Linked DNA regions of Homo sapiens: region 1 is linked to region 2. The links are chromatin contacts, found by Hi-C in ENCODE. All regions are on one chromosome and are shown on one strand. Each heading gives the region's core, a stretch centred on a gene start or an enhancer-like site at or near the end of the contact. The rest is flanking DNA. Distances are from core to core; before and after follow the strand shown.

The links. Hi-C counts contacts between places; a loop is a spot of excess contacts on that map. Pooled maps may share reads with other maps.
Region 1: a loop to region 2 is called in a map of naive thymus-derived CD4-positive, alpha-beta T cell, with 26 times the contacts of the local background. The contact joins the promoter of SALL1 here to the promoter of CBLN1 in region 2. A Hi-C loop is called at or near these places in 1 of 168 maps with a recorded cell type or tissue (naive thymus-derived CD4-positive, alpha-beta T cell), 1 of 37 single-sample maps with no recorded cell type and 7 of 50 pooled maps.

Annotation. Positions count from the first base shown.
Region 1 is chr16:51,149,310-51,155,011 of GRCh38, forward strand. It overlaps SALL1 (spalt like transcription factor 1), which reads right to left and starts at 1,961. Exons shown (of 3, transcript NM_002968.3): 1 at 1,857-1,961. The coding sequence starts at 1,932. RefSeq lists enhancers at 1,158-1,658, 5,314-5,702.
Region 2 is chr16:49,279,030-49,285,265 of GRCh38, forward strand. CBLN1 (cerebellin 1 precursor) reads right to left here and starts at 2,809. Exons shown (of 3, transcript NM_004352.4): 1 at 2,173-2,809; 2 at 1,894-2,013; 3 at 1-572. The coding sequence starts at 2,436. The coding sequence ends at 375. SYNAGE (synapse stability regulating cerebellar lncRNA) reads left to right here and starts at 3,033. Exons shown (of 4, transcript XR_933530.4): 1 at 3,033-3,203. RefSeq lists an enhancer at 1,913-2,530 and silencers at 2,883-2,992, 3,363-3,462.

The DNA.
Region 1 (5,702 bases), core at 711-3,210, 1.9 Mb after region 2:
ATAATGCTCTCTTATCTCTAGTTTGCTTTTTTGTGTACAAACTGTTAACCTGAACAGTTTTCCGGTGCAAAAGGTCTCACCAGAAACTTTAGGAAAGATGAGTGTGACTGCGGGAAGCAGAAGAAACTAAGCTGAGAAAACCCGGAAAAATACTCGGCGCAGCTGCTGCGGCCTTGGGTCATCTCACCTCCATCTACCCCGCGTGCTCGCTTTCGCTTGGGGTGGAAAGCGGGGTTCAGGGGCTCTTTTCAGCGGACTGAGAAATCGCAGAGGCCGTGGGTAAGGATTCAAGCTTGAGGAAACACTGGGGGCCGGGAGGAGGGCTATTGTAAAGCATTTCTTAATTAATTTCAAGTCCTCCATTTTTTTACAGGGACCCCAAGTCAGGATTCCCCTTTCCCGACATCAGGGGTAAAGGGAGCGGGGGTCCCTTCGCTTCACTGTGCCCCAGCTCTACCGAGAGGCAGGCCTCTGGGAAACGAGCCGGGGACCTGGGGGCCCGGGCGGCCGCAGCTTAGTGGGCTGAGGTGCCGATCAGGGTCACGCTTCGGAGCTCTGTCGGGGCCCAGCTCCCTCCTTCACACCCCAAAATGCCGCCTAGGGCGTGGGCATCCCGAGTGGCATCCGGAGCCGCTGAGACCCCGCCGAGATTGCTCCTTGTGCGTCCTCCCACAGCCGAGAGGCCAGCATCGTGCCGGGACGACCCGGGGACCCGAGTCCGGGCGCCGCTACACCGCCTCGGGCGCTAGGCCTGGGAGCTTTGAGGCCGGTACCGTGAAACACCTTTAGGAGCAAGGAGGGATTCCAGGTGTCCTCCCTTTGTACCCCAACTCCCTGCCCGGATCTCTTCCACTCTCTGCCATAGCCCCCACACACAAACTTTGTTCTGGACTTGTTCAGCCCCTTCGGGACCCACAGTTGTCGCCTCCATCGGAGAAAACAAGTGCCCCTGTTTCAGGGGGGATTCCACTCTGGCTGGCCACCCGCAAACCTGGAAAACTATTCTATGACTTCTTCCCTGACCCCCCTGGAAGTAGGGAGCACCACGATCCGCAGAGGGCGCATACCGACCAGAAAGATTTTGGGGGGCAGAGGGTGCAAGTGTTGTGGGAAGAGATGCGGAGATAAATTTTGCGAGCCAGACCCCGACACTTTCCCCGTCCGTTTGCACCGTCTCCGGAACAACTGGCGGCCAGCAGCACTCTCCACCCCGGCCGCAACCCCAGCGGGTCAGGCGCTGGCGCCCCGACACCAGTCCCCATCTTCTTGCAGCTCTGAACCTCCAAAGACACCCGGTTCTGCCTCGCAGGCCGAGGGGGAGTGTGCGTGGGGGCAGGGGGGCGCAGCGAACTCCCCCACGCTCGGAGTTCAGCCCAGCGCCCGAAGTAAACTTCCTTACCGCTGGCAGCAAGGCCGGGCGGCGGAGGCCGGGCCGGGTGCCCTGGGGCCGGCGCCGGGAGCGCTAGGGGCCCCGTGCGGTCAGGCCGGGGCGACCTCCACCCGCACCCACGCCTCATGGGGCTCCCGGGTCTTGGCCGCGGCTGGGATCCCCGGAAAAGCAGGGACGGAGAAGCCAGGCCGGCATGCCCGCCCTCCTTCCCCCGGGAGGACCCAACAACTCCGGAAAGATCCTGCCGGGAGATGTGCTCGCTTTCCCCGGGGCAGCGGGGGAAAGCCCAGCAAAGGCACATTGAAAATTAAAAAGAAAAAAAAAATTACGCCGAGTGGAAGAAGCAATCGGGGCCGCGGCGGCGGTGAGGTAGGGGGCGCGGGGGCCAGCCGCGTGTGAGTGGGTCCGAGTGTGCGTGAGTGTGAGTGCGTGTGTGTGTGTCCACGGCGCGGGCCGGAGCACTCACCATCTCGCCGGGGGAGCGAGGCCACTTCGGGGTCGGATTGGAAATGTTGAGGCTTCGCTTGCTTCCTCCGCGACATGCTGGCTCAAACATCAGCTGGGGCAGAATAAAAAATTACTAAAAAAAAATCTTCTCAAAATTACGGAAATCGAGCGGCGGCGGCGGCGGCGGCTCCCCCCGCCCGCCGGCCCGCCCGCCCCCTCCCCGGCTCCCCGGCCCCGGGCGCAGCGCGCATGTGTCCTGCTATAATTATGATTATCAATAATGCATTGCGATTAATCATAGAGGGGCTCTTTGAAAGGCGATTGGCACCGGGCCAGCGCTATTCAAACCCGCTCGCCTTAATCAATTAGTTCGTGATTTGCTGCAGACCCCTGTCTCTCCGCGCGCTGGCCCAATAAGCCGGCCGCGGGGCTGGCTCTGCGCGCCGCGCCGCCCGACACTGGGTTAACCCTCTTTGCGACCGCCCGGGACTCCGCGGCCCGGCCGCCGGGGGCCGGCCTCCTCTCCACTGCGGGCCCGGCGCCCCGGCAGGCGCCCCCCGCTCTCTCCCTCTCCCCTCCCTCTTCCCTCCCTCCTTCGCCCCCCCCCACAATCCCGGGCTGGGCCGACCCAAATTAGCATGCCCTCCCCGGAATTGAGCCGCCCCGGGTGGGGGGTGGGGCCGGGCGGCGAGGGCTGGGGACCCGGGCTGCCGGCGCGCTGCGAACTTCCCAACTCGGGGGCGAGGCGCGCCGGCCCGCGGGGGGAGGGAGTCCCGCGGCGGGATCAGGGGGGAGGGCGTCCCGTTTCGTGAGTGTTTCTTCGTTTCTTTAAGAGCTACCAGAAAGCAGCCCACCCCCACCCCCATTAAAAAAAAAAATAAGCGAGTGGGGAAGAGCCAGCCCCACGCCGGTCCGCCTCCCGCCCACGGCTCGGCCTCCCTCCCGCCTGGCTCGGCGCTCCTCCGCCCCGAGTTCTCCATCCCCTGGATCCCGGGCTCGCGGGGGCGCGGAGAAGAGGATCCAGGAAAGGTTTGGGAACCTGATGGGTTTGTGGCTGGGGGGAGGGGCAGTTCTCCCGCCACCCCATCCCCTCCCCGCCAGGGGCACTGATCCTCCAGCTTCTTGCTTGCTCCCTCGCTCCCTTTCTCTACCTCGGACATTCCCAGGACAATTAGGGCTGAAGTTTTCGGGAGAAGCAGCCCCGAGCCCGTGGGATAAGGGGGCGGCCCGGCTCCGCCCAGGACCCCTCCCGGACCTCCCCCCCGGCTGCCCCGGTTGGCTGCAGGGCGCGTCACTCCGCGGGGAGGCGGCGGCAGCGGTGGCGCCGCAGAGCCCCGGGCGGGCGGAGAGCGGGGACCGGCCTGGGCTCCGAGTTCAGCTCCGGCCGGGGGGAGGGGAGGGGCTGCGGCTCACACTGAGCGCAGCAGCGAGCACCGGCCTAGGGAGACACAGCCCGGGCGGACCCGGCACTGGACTGGGCCAGTCCCTGGGACCCCTGGGCACCCCGCCCTGGGGAGGGGGCCGCGCCCCAGCCTTCCGGGACGAGGTGGCGGCGCAGAGCCGGAAAGCGGGGTGGGGGGAGGGCGGTGGGGAGGTGTTCTGTCCGAGGCTGCCTGGCGGCGCCGAAGCTCGCCTCCACTTTTTGGGCACTTGCCGAGCGCGGCGCCCGAACTTTTCGCTCTATCACCATCTCCCTCAAGCTGAGATGCAACCTCCCTACCCTCGCCCCAGAGCCCAGAGCCAGGAGCCCGATCCCTCTGCCGGGCTCAGGCGCCCGCGAACCTGAGACTCGGTACGCGGCTCAGCCTAGCTCTTTCCCCTCGCGCCTCGGGGTCTCCTCGCTCCAAGGTTCTCGAAGTCTTGCGCCCGAAGGACTAAACTAAACTAAACTTCGGCTGAGTAATGGGGGAGGAGGGGGGTGCAGATACACAATCCCTGCCCTATCTCACGATCAGGAAAGGAGAGGGCTCATAAGGACGCCCCAATTCGCGAGCGCCCTTGAGTCTGGCCGGTGCCACGGTCGGTTCGCGCGAAGTGGGCACCGGTCTCCCGAGCCGACTTCGTGTACTCCGGACCTGTACTGCGCTCCGGTAGAGGACCCTTCCCTTTCTCTTAGCTTCTTAAATCTTTTCTTTTAAGGTGTAAATGTGTGTGTGTGCCGATGAATGTTTCTGTTTTTCATCTGCTGACTTTATTTTTTTTTATTGGTATAACTTCTCCCTTCTCTCTCCCTGCTCGTCCGTTTTCCACCTTTTCTCTTACTTATCTTCTGCCCTCGCTCACTCCCTAACACACACATTCACACCCTCTCCGCCTCGCTCTCCCGTTCTCGCCAGGTCCTGATGGGTACAGTAGATTTTGATAAAAAGACAAACGAAGCTATCAGTGGGGCTGATGTTGAAGAATGAAGATAATAATGTTTCCATAGGTGGTGCTTCAAATGCCATTATTTCTCACTGAATATTTAAAGAGATCCCTCGGCAAAGATGGATCTGCGCACTCCTGGGGTGTGAGCGGCTCGCATCTCCCAGACCCCGGGGAACGTGTACGGGAGCACGTGTAAATCCCGCACCCGCCTCCATCTCACAAACAGGGGTCCTCGCACACCCACCAATCCACACTGTCCCAGGTACACGAACGCGTTTGTGTGCACTTGCACACTCCTTTCCCGGAATGTGCCCGTGTTTGGAGCCGCCCGCATCCTTCTCTAACAATCTTGGCTTCTTGAAAGTCCGGGCCTCCCGGGCACCGCATGCAGCCAGGAACCTAGCGGAGCTGGCGGTCCCGCAAAGCTTTTCTCCTGGTGCGCGCCGCGTGCGCAGCAGGAAGCTCCCGGGAATAACTTCACACGTGTTTGTTACTTGGTCTACGTGTGATTTAAGATTAAGTGTAGGAAAAAAAAAAATTCCCCCCCCCCAAAAAAACACCACAACAAACAACCAAACGAAATGAACATGCGAAAAGCAGCTACGCGATGCTTAATTAAAAATGGGCGAGCAGAGACGAATAAATTGGGGGATCCAAACTTTAATAACTTTTTTCGTTTTTTTGCGTCCTCGACGGCGTAGAGGCGGGCGTTTCGATCTGCGCTTGGCGTCCCCCGCTAATTTCTTGTTTGTTTTCTTTCCCTCGGTGGCCCCGGGAAAGGAGATGGGAGGTGGAGGAGGGGGGGATGGGAGGAGGGGGATGGTCGGAATGGCGGGGAGAGGAGAATTGGTCTTTATTGTTGATGGCAATACATCAATTACGGGCCATTGTCTCGGTCCCAAGTTCCGTGGTTCGCTGGTGCGGGCGCTGCAGTGTCAGGGCGCTGGCGAGGCTCCGCGTGCCGCGATGCAAAGAAATACATCAATAAAAACAGAAGCAGAGTGGGGGTTATTCTTTATTTTTGTGCGGGTCGAAAGTAGGCGGCGAGCGGGAGTGAGGTGCCACTCCTGGAGTCCCTCCACGCGCCCTGCTCACCCCAGAGACCTGCGCGCTCTACGTGCGGTAGCACCCTCCTAACTCTGGGTGGAGGTGGGGTGGGGGGGGGACTACTGGGGAATCCGGGTAGCGAAGTTTGGACTTGCAGGTTCCGCCAGAGGGCCTGGTACTTAGGGGCTGATCCGCAATAGCGAATGGGGATAGCCCGAAGTGAGGCGGCAGCTGCGCCGGGGTCGCGACCTCACTGGCGGAGAGGAACCGCACCCGGGGGAGGCGCTTGGCGAGTTTTGCAAACTCCCATCTTGGGGGATTGATGCTCGTTCCTACTAATACGTCCCCTTAGTTTTCCCAAGTCCTAGAGTATCCTTGGTGGGTTGGCGGGGCCGAAGGTCTGTGCCCCAAGGCCGCAGGCCACAACTGGGGTCCCAGCCATGAGGTTTCC
Region 2 (6,236 bases), core at 1,559-4,058:
GGGGCTAGGGAGAAAGATTTCAGATTATGTAGTGAAATACAAAGTTTCTTTAAATAAATTGCAGGGAACATGAAGTTGGGGGATAAGAAACAATGACAAGGCAGTCTCTTTCTTGATTACTGCAACTGGAATGGGGGAGGCGAGTTTATTTTTGGAAATGGGAGTGCGCAGAGCTAAGCGAAATTTATTTCTCCTAATAAGGAAATGGACAAAGTTGTCCCACAGCTGGCGCGCACCTTTTTACCCAGATACAGTTAGAGAACATGTAGGAAGTTTCAAGTCGTGCTGCTTTCTCGCCCTCTTAATTTCAGCCTCTTTCTCACTCCCCTTCCTGCCTTCGCCCTCTCCCTGCCTCCCTTCCGGCTACGAGCCAGTCAGAGAGGAAACACCAGGAATCCGGAGAAGGTCGAGTACTTCCAGCCCCCCATCAAGTTTCCCCGCTCCAGCTTGAGGTATGCTCGGTCGCCTTTCTCCATTTGGATTAGGACTCCGTTGCTGGCGGCCTCCCGGGTCACGTCCTGGTCACCAGCGAAGGCTGAAATCACCGGCCACCCGTTTAGCATGAGGCTCACCTGAGAAAGAGAAAGGCCCGCTTCAGAGGCGCAACCTAGGCAGGCACCGAAGCCGCGGTGGAGCGAACCTCCTCCTTGCTTGGCTAACAGCCTGTAAGGCCTGGAAGCACGGAGAGGTGGGGGGTGGGGGGGGCGAATGGAGGAAAAGGGGCTTTGCAGCTTACTGCTGAGGCTCCAGTGGGGCGAAAGACCACACATCTGGGTGACAGGAAGGGCCTGTCCCCAAAACGGGAGTTGCTCTTATTCCAGTTTCTCAAATGAGCGCGCCAAGCGAATCTCGACTGTGCTCTGTGATCCAATTTAATAAACCCATGAGGTGGCTCTAGCGCCCTGAGACCTTTGACCTCTCTCCCGTTTCCCCTCAGCCTCAAAAAACAAACAACAAACAAAAAAAACCCAGCAACTCAGGCTCCTTCTGGCGCTACCGGAAAAACAAAAACGAACAAACAAAAAGCCCCTGATCCCTCCTGGACCCAGCTGCCAGGACACAGTGGAGAAGCCACTGTGATTTGTGATTAGAAGTCTCGCACCGAGCGGCACAATGTATTTCCTCCCCAAACCACGGGCTCAATTCCCTCCCCCATCCAGCCGCGCCCGCCACCGCCTGGTTTTGCCCCTGTGGTGGCACCGTCAGCCAAGGGCCTCGCGCCCTCTCCCCAGCTGTGCGTCCCACCTCTCTCGGCGCCCAAGGGAAACCTGGACATCTTTGGGGACCCGGAGAGCCGGCGAGTGATTGCTGGGACACGGCTGGAGCCGGGAGAGAGTAGCACTACGCCCCCTCCCTCCCTCCTCTCTCTACCCCTCACCCTCCGGGGCTAAATGCTGCTAGCTCAAAAACCCACAGTCCGCACGGGGTGGGGATTGGGGACAAGTGGGAGAAAACGGGGGCCCCGTCCGTGGTGCTGAAGACAAGCACGCAAGCCGCATCGCAGGCTTCTGAGCCGGGGCAAGGGGTAGGGTGTACTGTCGCGGTGCTTCCTGGGGAGTCCGGGAAGGCTTCCCAAGCGGCAGCTGTCTGGGGCGCTAACAACAGCCGTTACAAGGAAGTCCCTGAAATCCAGGGAACCCTTCGGAGAGGCCCGGAAGGCAGAAGCAGAAAATTCTGTCTCTCGGGGGATGGGGCTGGATCCCAAGAGCCAGAGACAGGGAAAGCAGAGGACAGTTGAAGCCACAGAACTGAGAGGCCCCGCTATCTGTCCCTCCAAGCAGCCCGAAGTACATGCAGCCGCCACTTCTGCCTACCACCTCCGGACAGCCCGAGCACCCCTGAGGCCAGTAACCCCCCTACGGGGCCAGGGCCCGGCACGAGGCGTCGGCTGACCTGTATGGTTTGTCTGTTGTAGACTTTTACCACGTGGAAGTTAAAACTGTAGATCCCTTTGCGCGGGGCGATGAAAGTGCTGCGTTCTGAATCAAAGTTGTTCCCAATGTTCACTAGTACCTATAACGAGACGGGAACGAAGGGGAGTGGGCAGGAATCGGTCCCGGACTGTCGTCCCCGCGCCTCCGCAGAGCCCTTGGAGAGGACCGGGCATCGGTCTTCCATCCATCCCTCCTTCACCAGCCCAATCTGCACGCCGCGGGAGGAAGGAACACTCACCTGGTCGAAGTAGATGATCATGGTGCGATTACTCATCTCGGACGGCTCGTGGTTGGTGCTCCTGATGGCAGAGAAAGCCACCTTGGCGCTGCCAGAGCGCACAGAGATGCCCAGGGCAGTGCCCGTGGGGTCGGACGTGGGGTTGGAGTCGCACACCACCAGGCACTTGCCCTCCAGCACGATGGGCTCCGTCTCATTCTGCCCGCGGGCCGGGCCCGCCAGCCACGCAGCCCCCAGCAGCAGCAGCTCCAGGACGCCCAGCATCGCGCCGCCGGCGCCCACCCCGCCCCCCACCCCCAGGGCTGCTCGCGCCAGCCGCCCCCCCCGTCCCAGTCCCGCTCCGAAGCCCCCTCCTCAGCTCCGTGCGCAGCTCCGCCGCCGCCGCTCTGGACACTACACCTCTTCCTCGCACTCCGGGACTAGCGTCCCCTCCGCGACTAGCGTCCCCTCCGCGCTGTGTTCCCGGAGCCCCTCCCGGGCCTCAGGGGTGCCGCGGCTGCCCAGCCGCACTTGGATGCATAGCCGCTGCTGCTCGGTCCCGCTGCTGCCGCCGCCTCCTGCCCGCACCCGCCGCTGCCGCCGCCGCCGCCGCTCTGAATTATTGATGCAGCCGGCGCTGCAGCCGGAGCGGGCGGAGAGCGCGCGCCGGGCACAAAGGCGCGGACCTCGGCCTGGCCCCGCCCCCGCCGCCTCCCGGCCCGCCTCCCTCCGAGGCCCTGCCCCCGCCCCGGCCGAGGCCACGCCCCCCAGCCAATCCTGACGCGCCGCGCTCCCCACCGAGCCAATGGCGGCGCTGTCCGCGCTCGGCCACCTGACCCCGGGCGCCGTTGTTATTAGGCGCGGCGAGGCGGGTGGCGCGCGGCAGCAGGGTTGGGCTCTCGCCGTGAGTCGACGAAGGGAGCGCGGGCGCGCGCCCGCGTCCGCGCACTGAGAGTCGCCTCGGCCGCTCGCTTTCTCGACTCCCGCCTCGCGCCTCGATCCTGTTCCGCCTCCCTCGGCCCTCCTGCCCGCCCCCACTCGTCGGCCCTCAGGTAGGAGGCGGCGCGCCCCGGGGTCGGGAGTGGAATCGCTGGAGGCTGCGAGTCGCCTGCCCGCCTGTGGGCGCGCCCGTTGGGAGGGGAGCGCCCCCCAGCGGGCGCGGGCGCGAGGGCAGCCGGCGCGCTGGGCGAGCCTGGCTCAGGGTCCCGGCGGCCGGGGTGCAGGGCGCGTGCGCGCGCGGCGGGGCGGGGCCTGCGCGGCTCTGGCGGGCGCACGTGGTGCCCGGGAGCTGCTGGGCGGGCACTCACCGCGGGGACTCGGTGCGGAGCCGGGGCGCCGAGTGTCTCCGTGTCCCTCTGCCCCAGCCGGCGGCCGCGATGGTGGAGCTTGGCCTCTCGCTCTCTCCCGCCTCTCCAGCGACTGCTCTGCCGGCCGCGGAGGTCGGATCGAGCGGTCATTCATTCATTTGTTAATTCGTTCACTTATTCAGGGGAGATCATTGAACCCCTACGGAGTACCGGGTACTGGGCCGGGCGCTGAGGACGCGGGGCTGAGCAAAAGCAGCCGAGGCCCACCTTCGTGCCCCTTAAAACCCAGCGTGCGGGGCGGCAACGAGTACTGCTTTTCTGTTTTGCACTTAAAATTTACATTTTGCATCCGTACTTTTTATTTACTGTGCACCCTTACGGCATGCTTTACGCACCCGTACCTGCACCTCCTAGCCTTGAGTGTAGACACCAGATCCTGAGATGGGCGATTTTTCGAGAATAATTTTTACCCTAAGTGGATTTTCGTGCCACGCATGGACTTGGAACTACACACACGTAGTCCAAAACGTGAAAGTCAAAATGCAGCTTTGCCAAGTGGCAGGGAGAAAGGAGAGCTGAGAAGATGAGGAGAGGAAGGGCGCGCTCCAGGCTTTCCAGCCCGGGTGCGGTAGACGTAGCCCTGAAGGATGAACCCAGGCTGGTAGTAGGGCGGCGGGAGGGCGGGGGGACCTGTCAGTCAAGTCCAAAGCAGAAACGCGGCGCCGGATCCCAGTCAGAGGCCGGCTGGAACGCTTCCCACAGGCTCCTGGCGCTCCGGTCCCCACCAGGCGACCTTGATCCTGGCGTGCTCAGCGGAGCCAGCGCAGCGTCGGGAGCTGGAGAGACGCGGGGCGCCGGCTGAGCGCTCCTGCCCTCTGCCTCTGGGCTAGCCTCTGGCCCGGCCTCCCGGCCTCCCCCAGGGTACGCTCTCCCCCAAGAGCGAACACCAGCTTTGGGATCGCCAGCAGCCACGTCTCTGCTTCTAGATCTCTTTTTTTTTTCTTTGAGACTTAGTTGATAGCTGTTTAAGGAATTATGTGGAGGAAATCTCACCTCCGACCCCCGCCCCCGTTGAGCACGGCCGGCCAGGGTCGCTGGGTGGGCCAGGAGGAAAGAAAGGGGCGGGGAAGAAGCAGCAATTTTACTTTAAATTAAAATGACACAAAAATATTTTTTCAACTCAGATCTTTCTGAGACATCCCCAGAAAGCGTTGCAAGCTGTGATTACACCTAATGTGAGAGCATGAACTAATTTAAGAGGTGAGAGCTGCATAATGAGGCTGCCTCCCGTGTAGCAGCCAAGACTGGCAGCTCTGGCGGCGCGCTGGAGGGGACCGGGAGGGGCACCCTTGTAGAACCAGTCCCTGGCGCCCTGGGATCTTCTCAGTGCCCTGGCGCTGTGTTGTCGGTCACTCCACAGATATTACAGGGTGCCTCCTGAATGCCGGGTTGCAATCAAGAGCAAGAGATGGGGCGAGTGAAAGAGCCTGTTTTCAGGAGCTCAGCATCAGGATGACGATTACCTAGAGGGAGGTGGTGGCCAGCCTCCCCCTCTTCTCTTCATGCTGAGGCTCTGGTGGGCAGTGCCCAAGCCTGAACTGCCATCTGTATGCCAGTGGTTACCCAACTTGTATTTTCAGTCTTAGCCTCTCTCTGGTCCAGACTTGTCATTCTAAGGGCCCTTTTTCACTGACTCACATTGTCTCCTCCCTCCCTGCCTTCCAAACTCAGCCTTTTCCTTTTTCCCTTTCCCACTGACAACAGCTGCACGACCCCCCCGCCCCCCCACGAGGTGAAAATTCCCAAGAACCCCATGTCTAACCTAACTCCCTCTCTATGTCCTGTTGCTTGAGCCATTCTCATTAGGCTGCCTGTTCGGAGTTCATTATCTCCTAATTTTTCATCCAGGAATTGATGAAGAATCACCTACTGCCTCTCCCACACACTGTTTATTCTTTCATTTGATGATATCTGTTAAGTGCCCTGAGATATGTAACCTCCACTTCCCTCCCATATAAGTGAGATTTCACGTTGATTACTTCCTTGGCTTTCCTCATCCCTTATCCACATAGCATGTGTTCAAAATAATGAATATTAATTTAATGTTAATAGATATGTGCTTTCCTGAATTGTGAGGATTAAATGAAATCATGTATATAGGGAGGAAAATCCATTAGAAACCTCAAAAGCAGTTATGTTTATTTTTGCTATTGTCACATTGTTAGAGTCAGAATTCTTTTAGCTGCAAGTGACAAAACCAACTCAAACTGGCTTAAGGACTTTATTGGTTGATGCAAAAAGCCTCGGGTTAGGTCTTGCCATTTAAGGTAGGGCTGGATCCATCAATCCGGGTTACCAGGATCTGTTTTCTAGTTGTGGCTTCATTTTCAGACAAGTTGTTTCCATATGATAGCCTCATAGAAGGTACTACCAGCTTAGTCCTAGCAAGAAAAAAGAGTACTTACTCTTCAATATTTGCAGCAGAAGTCCCAGGTCTGTTCTTATGAGGGCAGTTTGAGTCACTTGCTCTTCTCTGAACGTGGAGAAGGCACTGTTTAGATGATGGAGGTTGGATTCAGGTGCATCCCCTGGAATGGGGTTTGGCATTAGCTTCACGTGGTCTAGAATAAAGGGGTTCTCCAAAGGAAAATTAGGGTAGGAATGCTGAGTAAGCAGAACAAACAGATGTCTACTTTAGTCCTTCCCAAAGGGTGAGCTGCAATACATTGCAGACTATCAGAATGGTGATGAACACGGATGCAGTAGCCAAGAAAATAG